Regions from separate parts of the Homo sapiens genome. Here region 2 is linked to region 1. Evidence: read pairs that join two places in POLR2A ChIA-PET (ENCODE). Cell type or tissue: PC-9. All regions are shown on one strand. Each heading gives the region's core, and the rest is flanking DNA. Links, peaks and the distances in the headings are about the cores only.

Region 1 (4,396 bases), core at 134-4,133:
GAGGTGGAGGTTGCTGTGAGCTGAGAGCGCACCACTGCACTCTAGCCTGGGCAATAGAGCAAGACTCGGTCTTGGTTAAAAAAATAAAATAAAATAACTGAGGTCAAAATAAGTAAACAAATATTTTCACAGTGACAAATTTATGGTGTGGCAGTGCTGATTAAAAAACAGATGTGCCTGACTCATGTGTCAAGTCAGGCCATCCAATCGCTTAAGAGATTCTCACCCCCCATCCTGCTCACTTAAGTGCTCAATAACCTGTCTCTCAGGAGACATTGCACTATGCCCCAGTGCGTGCCCCAGGTGCATTTTACTTTGCACCTGGGGTTAAGTTATTGAACCATCTCACTGGGGTCAGTTTTTGTTTGTTTTTTTGGAATACTATTTTTTCTTTCACAAATTTTTCACTATTTGTCTTTCACTATTTTTCCTCTGTTGTACTTCTTTCACAATTTTTCCTCTGTTGTATTTCTTTCACAATTTTTCTGCCCCTATACAGAATCCAGGGAGCAAAAATTATTTCTGTGTTTTCCCCTCAATACCAGCATCTGATTATCTGACCAGCAATGTGTCTACAAGAAATGGAATCTGGCTTGAAGACAATCTTAATGTCTCACGGGGTTAACTTTTCAAAAAAAATAGTATACCAGGAGATTCCTCTCAGCCCTAGGGCATCCATCTGCTCTTTCAAGAGGCTACACTCCATACCTCCAGTTTTCCTATTGGAGAAAATGACCCAGGACCTGAGAGTCACTAGACATTATAGCAGACAGCCATGGTGGGTATCTTGGTTCATCCCCAGACAGTACTGAAACCCAGGACCAGTAAAAAAGTAAATGATGGCTGAGAACACATCACCCCATAGTTTCCAAAGGGAAACCATGACCCAAAAACATTCTGACAAGATCTCTGTGCCTAGGGAAGATAAAAGAAAAAGAGGCACAGACTTTTTTACAATACAGTGTCTGTGGAACTTTCTTCTTATGGGAAATATTTACAAACAGAAAACAAATGTTTTAAAAAGTGCCATCCAATACTTTGTCATAATGATTAATAATGATTAATTAAAATGCAGTATCAAAAATGTATACTAAAGAACAAATAGTTGATCATGCAAATTAGGGAGGGGAAGTTGGCATTTGGGAATGTCACAAGGAACTGGAAATTTAGTATTTTACTGCAAGCCAGAGTTAGACTGAAGGATTAGGGGGTGGGGGGTAGACTTGAGACCCTGTTTGGGACACATGTGAAAAATGCAGGGTAAAATCTGTCCCCTGTGGAGTGTGAACATAATTAAATGGCAGGCAATTAGACTGAGGTGGCTCTAGCCCCTGGATTCCTACTTAAAAAAACAAAAATCTAACTCAAGTGCATTTTTTTGTCAATTACTATATTGGAGAAAGCAAAATTTAGGCAACTATAAACTGCCAATTAACCGCTGATTACATTATCAGGAAATTTTCACCTCGATCATACAAGTTGAGAAACTACGTAACTGTACCTAACCACTGATTTTCTTCATCATGCACCTTAAAATGACTTTTTTTTTTTTTGAAATGAAGTCTCGCTCTTGTCTCCCAGGCTGCAGTGCGATGGCGTGATCTCGGCTTACTGCAACCTCCGCCTCCCGGGTTCAAGGGATTCTCCTGCCTCGGCCCCCTGAGTAGCTGGGATTACAGGCGCCTGCCACCACCTCCGTCTAATTTTTGTATTTTTAGTTGAGACAGGGTTTCACCATGTTAGTCAGGCTGGTCTCGAACTCTTGACCTCAGGTGATCCACCCGCCTTGGTCTCCCAAAATGCTGGGATTACAGGCGTAAGCCACCGCGCCTGGCCTAAAATGACTTTTCTTTAAGTCCACCTGATGGAACATAAACTAGAAACCATAGCTTGGTGCTCTACAATTTTTGAATCACTCTTTGATTAAATTCTTTAATATTTTTCTGGTTACTCCCATAAATACTTTACAGGAGAAAAGAGTGACTGGGAACCCCACGGATCAAAGCTCTTCCCATTCATAAACCCCGCACCCCGAGTCAGGATTCTCCCGACTACCTTCTCGCGGTCCCTGCACAATCGGGGAGGGATGCGGCGCTGTAGGTGCAGAGCTGCCCAGAGAGGACTCCAGGCCAGGGCACAGTCACTGCGCAGGGAGGAGACAGGACGCCCGGGGTCACTGCTGTGAGCCGGGCCGCCATCTTATGGCTAAAGGGGGCTGAGGGCCGAGCTGAGCCAAGGAGAACTCAGTGGGGACGGGGGAGGTCCGTGGAATTTGGAGCCGACTTCGGGGAGGCCCGAGTCCCGCCACAGCCACTTCCTACCGGTTCCAACCAGCCCCCTCCCTCTCTCTCGGGATGTCGGACCCGTCACTCTCACCACTTCTAGGCTTCCAGGGGGTCCTGGCGTCTTAGCTGTGGATCTCCCAATACCTACAGGTCACAGGGACACAGAGGTTGGGCCTCTAGGAGCAGAGGACACAGAAAAGCGAAGAGAAGACCTGGAGCTCCAATGGTAGCGAGACAAAGGCCGCGCCAAATCCCGGAAGCCGTCCTGTCCGCTCCAGCTACGTGCCTGATTGGACGGTTCCTAGCCCAGCGATCCTGATTGGATAATGTTTAGGGCCCCACCCACTCAGGCCCTGAGTAGCGGAAGATGTGCTCAGATGCTGGGCTGAATGAAGACAGAGTGAAACCTAAGCTGCCGCCTTTTCAGGCAGGGCTTTTTCCTGAGCTGAGCCAGTCCCGCCCCAGAGGGCATTTGCATTTAACCATGCGTATAAGGTCATATGCATTTATAAATAATATATTATATGGCTATTCACAAATGCAAAGAATATAATAACCATTATTTAACAAATTCAGATTTTATGACCTTCCTGGCTTCTGGTTGTTGAGCAGGCAGCCTGGGATTTTAAAACGGAGGCAATCCTCTGAAATAAAATGTGAGCCACATGTGAATTTTACATTTTCTGGTAGCCAAACTTTAAAAAAAGAAGAAACAGGTGGAATTGATTGTAGCAATTTAATTAACTCACTATATTCAAAATATTATCATTTCAATATGTAAGAAATATTTATTACTAATAAAGTGTATATATATATATGGAAATAAATCTTTGAAACTAACTCTGTATTTTACCTTTCTAGAACATCGCAGTTCAGACCAGCCACATACCAGGCACTCAGTAGCCACACTTGGTCAATAGCTGCTACATTAAAGTGTAGCTTCGACGACAGGGGATGAAGATCCTGAAAAAATCTTTTCCGCCAGAGGTGAAGGAAGAGCCTCTCCCTACCAACATCTCTCTTCAGTTCCGAGGGTGGAACAGATACTGTCCATGTAAAAAGCAGAGGGCAGCAGGAATAAAATAATCACAGGTACATCATTGCTGGCCCACCTGTTGGTGTACCTGTGATTATTTTATTCCTAAGTTATAAACTAAAGATCTCTACATTGTAAGCTAAAGACTGTTGAAGTAAGAAACTAAATAATACACAAATACTTGCAAAGATATTTATTTGTAAATTGGCATAATTAATATTGTTAAATGTCTGTATTACACAAAATGATCTGCAGATATAATACAACCTTTATCAAAAACCAATGACTTTCTTCACAGAAACATTTAAAAACAATTCCAAAATTTATACGGTACTAGAAAAGACTCTCACTATGCAATAAAAAAAAATAAAAAAAAAAACAAACCCACAGCTGAGAACATTCCCCTACCAGACTTCAAAATATCCTGCAAAGGTATAGTAGCCAAAACTGTATGGTACTGGCTTAAAAATTAACTCATAGGTTAATGAAGCAGAATAGAGAGACCAGAAGTAAATCCATGCATTTACAATTAATTGATTTTAGATGAAGGTGACAAGTTATTAAAAAAAGAGAGTCTCTTCAATAAATGATGTTGGGAAAACTTTATATCCACATGAAAACAATAAAATAAGACCCTCATCTCATACCATGTATAGAACTCATCTAAAATGAATTAGAAACTTGAATTTAAGACTTGAAACTCTGAAACTTCTACAAGAAAAAATATTGTTAAAGCTTTATAACATGAGTCCGGGCAATGATGTTTTGGATTTAACCTCAAAATCCTAGAGAACAAATGTAAACATAGATAAATCAGATTATTTCAAATTAAAAAGCTATTACACATCAGCATTTGCAATCAAGAGAATAATAAGACAACTAAAATGTGTGAGAAAATATTTCCAAATTTTACATCTGACAAGAGGTTAAATATCAAAAATATATAAGAAACTCAAATGACTATACAACAAAGAAGACAACTATTAAAAATGAGCAAAAGGCCAAAATAGACATTTTTCAAAAAAGGACATACACATGACAAACATATCTTTAAAAAAAAGGTTCAATGTCAGTT
Region 2 (4,396 bases), core at 292-4,291, 190 kb after region 1:
TTGGGAGGCAGAGGTTGCAGTGAGCCGATATCACACCACTGCACTCCAGCCTGGGCAACAGAGCAAAACTCCATCTGAAAAAAAAAAAAAAAAGCTAGAATAAGCCTATTATTTTATTTAAAATTTGTGATCTAAATGTACATCATTATTCATTGAGTGGTCTAAAGTTTCTGAAAGTTTTGAAAACACTAATATAAGAATACTTTTTCAGTCAAGTGCAGTGGCTCACGCCTATAATCCCAGCACTTTGGGGGGCCGAGATGGGCAGATCACGAGGTGAGGAGTTCGAGACCAGCCTGGCCAACATGGTGAAACCCTGTCTCTACTAAAAATACAAAAATTAGCTGGGCATGGTGGCACGTGCCTGTAATCCCAGCTATTCAACAGGCTGAGACAGGAGAATCACTTGAATCTGAGAGGCAGAGGTTGCAGTTAGCTGAGGTCACGCCACTGCACCCTATCCTGGGTGACAGAGCGAAACTCTGTCTCAAAAAAAAAAAAAAAAAGAATACTTTTTCATATAGAATGATTAAAGCATATTGTTTTCTCAGTGACTAAAATGAAACAAATTACAATTACTAACCAGTCACTTACAACATGGTTTTAAATATTATTTAATGACCACATGTGTAGTTTCCTTGAACTCATTTTAACAACTTATTTCTATTGCTTCTTCACTTCTATTAGAAAAAAATTAAAATTTATGTTGCTAAAAGCCTATGAATTTTGTTCTAATCTTAGTGATCATCTTAAAATACCTTATATGCTTATGATCATAGAAACCCTATTTACCATTTACATTTAGAAGAGAAATAACTACTTTGCATTAGACCAAACAGAGTAATTCTTTTTTTTTATTGTTTTCTGATTTTTGAGATGGAGTCTCACTCTGTCGCCCAGGCTGGAGTGCAGTGGTGCGATCTCAGCTCACTGCAACCTCCGCCTCCTGGGTTCAAGCAATTCTCCTGCCTCAGCCTCCTGAATAGTTGGCATTACAGGCATGCACCACCATGCCCGGCTAATTTTTTCTATTTTTAGTAGAGATGGGGTTTCTCCATATTGGCCAGGCTGGTCTTGAACTCCTGACCTTGTGATCTGCCCACCTCAGCCTCCCAAAGTGCCAGGATCACAGGCGTGGGCCACCGCACCTGGCCAATTCTTGCTATCTTATAAGCAATTACAATATTAATACCATCACCTAGATAGAACTTAAAGATAACTCAGTTTTTCTGTGCTGTTTCTGTTATTTAACTTGTCAGCAATAGCAATAGAAACTCGGATATTTACAGCATATTCTGGGTCCAGCAGAACATGGGAGGAGCCAATATACTTCAGGGCTTTTACTTTCGCTTGGAAACCTTTAGTTTCTGGTGCTGACGGCAATGTAGTGGAAGACACTAAAAATCAGGTGTTGCCACCTGTCACATGATTGGTCACTCTGTGAACACAATAAACATCTTTGCATGAAAAATAACTGAGTAATTGTTTTAATCTAAATCTGCCATAATCTCCAAAATTTTCCCAGAGAAAATGACCAAAATGTTGGCTACGGTTAGGTGAGTAAGTGAAAACTGTAGACTGAATCTCACCCACTAAAAAATAATCATAAAATAATAGAAAAATCTCTCAAGATTGTAACATTAATATGAAACATTATATGTTCATAATATGTAACATTAATATGAAAAGGAAATATTATTCCAATTTTTAAATTCATAGAGCTCATTTTATTTGCAACATTTAACATTCACACTCAAAAATACAAGATCCTGCATGAAAACTTAAGTTGTGCTATAAATATATCGTAAAATTACATTTAATAATTATCCGTTAATATTAACTCTCCTGTACTTGTGATCCACCTGCCTCAGATTTCTAAGATATATTTTCTAAATAATTTTGTATATGCTTCAGTTTGTCTTAGAATCTAATAAAAAATTTTTTTACAAAGACAAATAGTGCTATCTGACTTAATTGTCTCACCTGTGGACAGTGTATGCCTCTTATCTCAATTAACTTATGTGGAAGCTACACTGAGAAGCTATAAATAAGCTGAAACTCCCAAGTTTAACACAGTTTTTCACCATATTAAAAAATTCCAATTTTCTCATCAGAACCTACAAAGTACTGTGTGAAATGATGTGGCACAGAGAGAACAGTGAGAAAGCTGTAGCCATAGCACAGAAATAAATGGGAAGGGCTGTGATGGACACATCACTAGGATAAACATAAAAAGTCACAAAACAAAAGATAATCAGAAAATTTAAAAAGTAGAATTTTTATTTAAATTCAGAGAGGCCATTTTGCAACCTAAGAACTGATGTCCTCTGCACATGCAGAATCAATGTTATATTTTCATCATGAATATTTTCCATCTGTGATTGAGTGTTACAAAGAAAATCAAGCAGGAATAACTATGGCTAATTATGAAGCATCTAGTACACAGATAGTCCTATCTTATATTTGTGCATTAGTCTCTTTTTACACTGCTGTAGAGATACTACCCAAGACTGGAACATTTATAATGAAAGGAAGTTTAGTTGATTCACAGTTCCACATGGCTGGGGAGGCCTCAAGAACCTTACAATAATGGCAGAAGGTGAAAGAGAAGCAGGTATCTTCTTTACTAGGTGGCAGTAGAGAGGGAGAGCAGAAAAATTACCACTTATAAAACCATCCGATCTCATGACAACTCACTCACTATCATGAAAACACGATGGGTATCATTCTGCTCCTGGCCGCTCCCAAATCTCATGCCCTTTTTATATTTCAAAACCAAACATGCTTTCCCAACAGTCCCCAAAACTCTTAACTCATTTTAGCATTAACCCAAAAGTCTAACTCCAAAGTCTCGTCCCTGCTACCTATGAGCCTGTAAATCAAAAGCAAGTTAGTTACTTCCAAGATACAATGGGGGTACAGGCATTAGATAAATTCTTCCATTTCAAATGTGAGAAATTTGCCAAAACCAAAGAGCTACAGGCCTCATGCAAGTTTGAATTCCAACGGGGCAGTAATAAAATCTTAAAGCTCTGAGATGATCTCATTTGACTTCATGTCCCACTCCTGGGCCATGCTGATTCAAGGGGTGGGCCCTCGTGGCCTTGAGCAGCTCCTTCATGGACTGGAATTGAATGCCTGTGGCTTTTCCAGGTGCACAGTGCAAGTTCATGGTGGATCTGTCATTCTGGGGTCTGGAGTATAGAGGCCTTCTCACAGCTCCAGTAGGCAGCTTCAGGGCGGACTCTGCATGAGGGCTCCAACCCCACATTTCCCTTCTGCATTGCCCTATTACAGGTTCTCCATGAGGGCTCTGCCCCTGTAGAAGACTTTTGCCTGAACATCCCGGCATTTTTATCCATCCTCTGAAATCTAGGCAGAGGTTCCCAGAGCTCAACTCTTGTTTTATGTGCACTCACATGCCCAATACCACACGGAAGCCACCAAGGCTTGAGGATTGCACTTTCTGAAGAAATAACCCAAGCTTGTACCTTGGCCCCTTTTAGCCACAGCTGGATCTGGAGCAGCTGGGATGCAGGACACCAAGTCCTGAGGCTTCACAGAGCAGTGGGGCCCTGGGCCTCGACCATGAAACCATTGTTTCTCCCTAGGGCTCCTGGCCTGTGATGGAAGGACCTGCCTCAGATCTTTAACATGACCTGAAGACATTTTCCCCATTGTCTTGGCTATCAACATTCAGCTTCTCTTTACTTTTGCAAATTTCTGCAGTGCCTTGAATTTCTTTTCAAAAAATGTGGTTTTATTTTCTACGTCATGGTCAGGCTGCAAATTTTCCAAATTTTTATATTCTGCTTCCATTTTAAACATAAGTTTCTCATCTCCATCTGAGACCACCTCAACATGGACTTCATCATTCATATGGCTATTAGCATTTTGGTCAAAAGCATTCAACAAGTCTCTAGGAAGTTCCAAACTCTCCCACATTTCTTTTTCTGAGCTCCCTAAACTTTCAACTTCTGCCTATTACTCAGTTCCAAATTCACTTCCACATTTTCAATTATCTTTATAGCAGTGCCCCAAACTCCCAGTATTAATTTTCTATATTAGTCTGTTTTCACACTACTATAAAGATACTACCAAAGAATGGGTAATTTATACAGAAAGGAGGTTTAATTTACTCACAATTCTGCATGGCTGGGGAGGGTCTAAAGAAACCTACAATTATGGTGGAAGGCAAAGGAGAAGCAAATACCTTCCTCACTAGGCAGCAAGAGAGCAGGAAAGCAGAAAAAACCACCATTTATAAAACCATCAGATCTTTTGAGAACTCACTTACTATCATGAGAACAGCATGGGGGAAAATTACCCCCATATTCCAATCACCTCCCACCAAGTCCCTTCCTTGACATGTGGGGATTACAATTTGAGATAAGAT

What was found. Peaks named below come from ENCODE experiments on the same cell type or tissue, not always from the same donor. Only the 100,000 strongest peaks of a DNase experiment are listed, where the experiment ranks them.
Region 2: POLR2A ChIA-PET joins it to region 1 with 6 read pairs; 2 of 35 experiments call an interaction of 5 or more read pairs at or near these places.

What each region holds. Positions count from the first base shown.
Region 1 is chr7:64,461,993-64,466,388 of GRCh38, reverse strand. LOC124901658 (a long non-coding RNA gene) reads left to right here. Exons shown (of 2, transcript XR_007060358.1): 2 at 3,147-3,708. Among named protein-coding and RNA genes, the nearest start is that of ZNF680, 99 kb to the left of the region's middle. RefSeq lists a silencer at 3,551-3,706. In PC-9, for the core only: no CTCF peak of the experiment used is centred there; a DNase peak (open chromatin) is centred at 2,588; H3K4me3 peaks cover 953 bases.
Region 2 is chr7:64,270,749-64,275,144 of GRCh38, reverse strand. It overlaps the pseudogene VN1R39P. Among named protein-coding and RNA genes, the nearest start is that of ZNF736, 41 kb to the left of the region's middle. In PC-9, for the core only: no CTCF peak of the experiment used is centred there; no DNase peak of the experiment used is centred there.